Linked DNA regions of Homo sapiens: region 1 is linked to region 2. A link is a contact called in ENCODE Hi-C or POLR2A ChIA-PET data. All regions are on one chromosome and are shown on one strand. Each heading gives the region's core, a stretch centred on a gene start or an enhancer-like site at or near the end of the contact. The rest is flanking DNA. Distances are from core to core; before and after follow the strand shown. Region 1 holds the start of TLR2 (toll like receptor 2). Region 2 has its middle 41 kb from the start of TLR2.

Region 1 (2,852 bases), core at 12-2,511, 41 kb before region 2:
GTTTGTTTGTTTTGTTTTGTGTTTTGTTGTTTGTTTGGTCTGTCCCTTCAAGTCAGGCCACCATAGCTACAGTTGCTCTTTGGTAAAAATCTTAATAACAGAGTCAAAAGATTAAAGTCATCTCAGCAAACTTTGAGTTGTCTACACCCAGATTACTCTCCTTCTCTTTCTCCGCCCCCACCCACCACTTCCAATCACCTCTTTCTCTCTCTTTCTCTCTCTTTCAAACAGGAAAAAGACTTTCCTGGCTTGCATTTAAGTTCTAAACACAAGTTCATATTTATAGAAGTTGAAGAAGTTGTAAAGGGCACTTCAAAGCATTCTTACTTGAAGGACTCGACTTTGCTTAAACGCTGTAAGTTGTTTTCTAATCAGAGACCTAACTCACACATCCTAAGAATGAAGGAACGCAGAGGTGGGGCGAAGCCTGCCAGGGAGCAGAGGTCAGACTTGGGTTAGGGAGCCAGGGTCCTGGACAGACCCAGAGCACGGAACCTTTCCCACCTCTGAGCCACGGTGACCAAAATCCAAGCTCCGTCCTAGCAGTAACCAGTGAGCGAGGACACACCCCCTGCCAGACGCTAGCTCGTTGAAAGCCTTTACCCAATCTTTGTCATCCGAGCCAAGAGGGGCCAGGAGGCGGGGAGAGCGACCCTACCGGGAATCAGGGAAGCGGGAGGGCCAGGCCGTGAGGGAAGCGGGAGGGCCGGGCCGGGGCCACCGCCCCCCTCGGCCTCCCGAGGGAGGTGGCGGCCAGAGGCCCGGAGCCCCAGCGGAAGCTCTCCGCGGCAACCCCCCCGGGGCCTGCAAGGTTGGAAGGGCGCTCAGCCCAGCCGCAGCCCATTGGCACTGCACGCGCGGGGTCCCGACCTCGGGCTCTGCAGGACCCTCGGGCTCCCTTTCCGTGTAGCCCCTGCTTCTCCCGAGGGCCGACCTGAGCCGGCTTCGCTGGTGTCCACATTCCCGCGCTGGGCCGTGCAAAGAAGCACCGGCGTCCCGGGGGCCTGGTGCGCTTCCCGCTATCCCCGCCCGGACAGGAGCTAGGGGCCCAGGTGCAGCCGAACGGGAGCCCGGGTTCCCCAGAGCCCGTGACCGGGCTGCGGCTCCCCTCCGCCCCTGCCCGACCCGACCCCAGGAAGGGGTGCAGAGAGACCACACGAGTGGGGAGCGCACGACGTACCTGGGAGAACTCCGAGCAGTCACCTGAGAGAACGCCGAGCAGCCGCCTGGCTGCGCTTTCTCGCTGCCTCCGAGCCGGCCTGCCCGGGACTAGGAAGTAAGCAAAAGGGAAAGTCCGCGCGGCCGGGCGCCCCCTCCTTCTGGGGTGCGGGAACCGCCCCTTCCACGGGGCACGTGCGCCGCTGCGCAGCCGGAGGGAACTCTGGACCTCGCGCTGAGTTCCAGGCAGGTGGCCCCGAGCGAGCCCCCGCGGCCGTGCTTCCCAGCAGGCTCCCGCCCTTGACCGTGAGCTAGGCTGCGACAGGCCAGAGGCGGGTCCTGCCCCGACAGCTGCCCCGTGCAAGGCTGGGTCGAAGAAGAGAGCTGGGGGCTTGGCGGAGGTTCCAGGTCAGAGAAAAGCGAATCGAGACGCTAGAGGCGGCCTGCGTGGGATTGGCAACCACAGGGAAAGCTAAGTGCCCAACCAGTATTTTCTTGAAGCTTCGGGCATCCAGGACCTCACATCACCTGAAACACACCGTCTTTAAATTCCACTCCTGATGCTTTTCCATCCATGGAAGCCCGAACTCAGGCTCATGAATCGTGCTTCTCCTTTCCCCACTTTTCCACACTCTATTCACCTGCCAGTACATCTCCAGGGTCCGCTTCCACCCAAAAGTCTATGCCCTCCTGCATTAAAATAGGTTCACCCTCCAGACTAACACAGAACGATTTTGCCTAAGGGAGCAGATAAGGACAGCCCCGGATTTTTTTCCCCAATCCAGTGACAGTCCCTACTGGTGCACCATCTCTAGCACCTACATTCCATCCCACTTCTCACCATGCAAAGATTTGGGCTTCCCACTTCTGTCTACAGTTTGAAGCTAAGCCCTTCCCTTGCCCCTATTCCATCCCTACTTCCCAAAGTAATACCAAAAACAGTCATTGATCAATTTTCTTCATTGCCACAGAACCTAGCTGTCTCCACGGTTAGGAATATGTATAAGGGAAGAAAACAAGCTTTTAAAATTCAACTGCCTTAATGTTAATAATCTACCTTTTATGTTCATAATTACATTTGATTTTCACAAAGTGAGATATGAAGCAGAGCAAGCATCCTTGTTCCTCCCTTACACAAGAAAATGTCATGTGAATTGTATAACATATGACAGAACTGAGATTTGAAACCAGAATTTTACCTTAAATCCAGGGCTGTTTCTCCTACCCTGTTCCACATCCCTAATCCTCTCTGATGGTTGGAACATCAGGGAAACTTAATCAATAGACCTAAATATGAAATTGAGAGGTTTTTGTATACAGGTCACTATCTTACTATTTTTCTTTATCCTGACCATCAGGTTGTCCAGCTGGCTGAAAATGCTTTCTTATTAATTCCAAATCTCCAGCTCTCTACCTTGTGATTTCTGACAAAAGAAAACTTCCTTCAAATTATTTCTCCTGAAACTAAAAACTTGTTTTTTCTCTATTTCTCTTCCCTAGTTGAACTGCCTAAGGTGGATTTTGATGCTATTGCTCTATAATCCCAAAGTCAATTAGAATTGTCTGGCAAAGTCAGATAGAAATCATTTATTTAGCCACAAATCAGTGTCCTCTGCATATATTGAAGGTAGTTGTACACTGTCCACAAAGCTATTAGCACGTCCAATTCAGACACAGTCCTTATACTTGTTCAG
Region 2 (2,769 bases), core at 17-2,516:
TTTGGGAGGCCAAGGCAGGAGAATCACTCGAGCCCAGGAGTTCAAGACCAACCTAGGCAACAAAGTGAGACCCCATGTCTCTACAGTAAGAATACAAAAATTAGCCGAGTATGGTGGTGCATGCCTGTAGTCCTAGCTACTCAGAGGCTGAGGTGGGAAGATCACTTGAGCCCAGGAATTTGAGACCAGCCTAGGCAATATAGTAAGACTCTGTCTCTATAAGAAATAAGGAATTAGCTGGGTGTGGTGGCACATTCTTGTGATCCCAGCTACTTGGGAGGCTGAGGTGGGAGGATTACTCGAGCCCTGGAGGTTGAGTCTGCAGTGAGCCAAAATTGTGCTGCTGCACTCCAGCCTAGGCAACAGAGTGAGACCCTGTCCTTTAAAAAAAAAAAAAGCTGGGCTGAGGGGGCCCACCAAAGGGGTAAGGAAAAACTTATAGATGAAGGCCTCACAAGACTTAATACATAGACAGCATCACTGTGCATTATCTCAGACTTTTTCACAAGGTATTCAATCCTGCCTGTCATTCTTTATATTCAGGAAATACTAAAGTAAGAAAAGTGATTTTTTCTTTTCTTTTCTTTTTTTTTTGAGATGGAGTCTCACTCTGTCACCCAAGCTGGAGTGCAATGGCGCAATCTTGGCCAACTGCAACCTCTGCCTTCCGGGTTGAAGCAATTCTCCTGCTTCAGCTTCCCGAGTAGCTGGGATTACAGGCATGCACCACCACAGCCAGCTAAGTTTTGTATTTTAGTACAGACGAGGTTTCACTATGTTGTCCAGGAGGGTCTCAAACTCCTGACCTCAAGTGATCTGCCCGCCTTAGCCTCCCAAAGTGCTGGAATTACAAGCGTGAGCCACCATGCCTGGTCGATTAACTTTTAATAGACCATGCATTTAGGTTAATTATTTCTCTGGTTAAAAGCACTCCACAAAAATAGAGTTAGAAATAAATTTTAAAAGGAGGTGTATTTCTTTTTCTTGTTTGATAATATTTTATTGATTATAATGTTTTCTTGGTTTTTGCTTGTCTTTTATATAGAATAAACAGTTTAGCTTGGACTTGTGTAATAACATAATAAAATGTAAAAATTGACGCTATTAAAGGACTTAAACAATAAAATGATGGAAAGTAGTAGGTAGATTCTGCATGATAAGAAGCATATCCACAGCTCTGAATAGCTGAGCAAGTCTACAGGACTTTTCCTATGTTCATATTAATCACTAGGGGGCAACATAGACTATACCTTTAATAATCACATATCACAGTCAGATTGCGGATACAGGAAGTGAAAGCAGAGACATGAGTGGCAGAAGTCAGGAAGATAAAAGCTGCAACTAAAATCATCAGTTAATTTTGTGAACTGCATGAAACCATCAGTAACCAGTTATTTTAGTAGGATAACCTACTGAGTGAAGTCTTAGGAGCTTTCTCTTTTTATTTTTTATTTATATTTTTTTGTAGAGACAAAGTCTCCCTATGTTGCCCAGGCTGGTCTCCAACTCCTGGCCTCAAGCAATCCTCCCACCTCACCCTCTCAAGTAAAAGATTTTTCTTTTAATTTTTGAAGGAAATCAAGTAGACATGATCATTGTGCTCTGAAAGTCATGCACAGAATCATGTAGCGCATTAAAAAGTCATGAAAAATGGAATCCTTTTTTTTTTTTATCAAGCATACCTATCAATTACACATCAGTACAATCACTTTTTTTCTGTCCAGAGTGCCCAATCAATGTATCAATGTGGCCTTGTTTTAGTTTCCTTTTTTTTTTTTTTTTTTTTTTTAAAGAGATAGGGTCTCACTTTGTTGCCCAGACTGGTCTCAAACTCCTGGCCTCAAGTTATCCTCCCACCATGGCCTCCCAAATCACTGGAATTATAGGTGTGAGCTACCGCACAGCCAGTTTTGTTCTTTACATTGTATAATATACATGACATGAGTCATGTCATCCTTGCTCAGCTTCAAAAAACATGAAGGAAGCTTCCAAATGGGGAAAGAGCCAGTAATGGAGGGAAAATAAAACACCACCTTAGGAATTGTGTTTTTGATTTTCATACTTACTAGTAATTTTTTAAATATGTTTATATCTACCCAATGTTTTGGTTGTATGTGTTTTAATTATTAAATGCTATAAATCTATTTTGGGAGAAAGTTAGTTACAATAATGAATGCATTTAAAAAAACACTAATACCTAATTGTTGTGCATATCTTTTGCTATTTTCCTTAGAAGTTACTTCCTGGAAGTTCTTAAGGTGCATGACATATATGGCCAACCAATTTATAATCCCATCCCACAATGTATAAAAGTGCCTGCCTCACTTGCCCCCACCAGTACTGAGGCCCAATTTTATATTTTTCCTGTTGTTTCATGTTCTTTCATTTAAATTGACCATAGCAATTTTATGGAACAATAATGTTACCGAAACACCAGTTCAGTCTAGGCCCCATTGCTCACCAGAGAGGCAATCGCTAAGATGACAAGCGTTGCCAGGGAAGAAGCCTTTATTGCATTACGGGTGATGTCAGCCGAAGAAACAGAAGCCAAACCTCCAATCCGTTCCTTCCCCAAGCCTAAAGTTAAGGATTTATATAGCAAGGAAGGAAAACAGGCGGGGCAAGGGAGCAGACAGTTGAATGAGGAGTCTAGTGTCTCATTGTAACCACTGTGGGGAAATGGGAATTAGAGAGGGGTAAGGAAGAGGAGTCGGTCAGCAGGTAGCAGTGCGTTTCACTGTAAGTTCTCAAGCTTCAGTTCTATGGGCA

Evidence for each region. A loop is a pair of places that touch in the nucleus more often than their neighbours do. ChIA-PET counts read pairs that join two places held with the same protein, here RNA polymerase II (POLR2A). Pooled maps may share reads with other maps.
Region 1: a map of CD14-positive monocyte shows a loop between it and region 2 (4-fold over the local background). The contact joins the promoter of TLR2 here to the enhancer-like site in region 2. A Hi-C loop is called at or near these places in 8 of 168 maps with a recorded cell type or tissue (CD14-positive monocyte, MCF 10A, aorta and 2 more) and 12 of 50 pooled maps. POLR2A ChIA-PET finds 5 or more read pairs at or near these places in 4 of 52 experiments (MCF 10A, RWPE1, activated T-cell and 1 more).

Annotation. Positions count from the first base shown.
Region 1 is chr4:153,682,689-153,685,540 of GRCh38, reverse strand. TLR2 (toll like receptor 2) reads right to left here and starts at 1,261. Exons shown (of 3, transcript NM_001318789.2): 1 at 1,181-1,261. RefSeq lists silencers at 994-1,083, 1,364-1,543.
Region 2 is chr4:153,642,073-153,644,841 of GRCh38, reverse strand. It overlaps the pseudogene LOC100419170. Among named protein-coding and RNA genes, the nearest start is that of TLR2, 41 kb to the left of the region's middle. RefSeq lists a silencer at 1,158-1,227. Within about 2 kb of position 1,266, at least 2 of the 41 ENCODE cell types and tissues checked have a DNase peak (open chromatin) inside an H3K27ac peak, as active enhancers do; they include CD14-positive monocyte, where a contact is called at or near this core.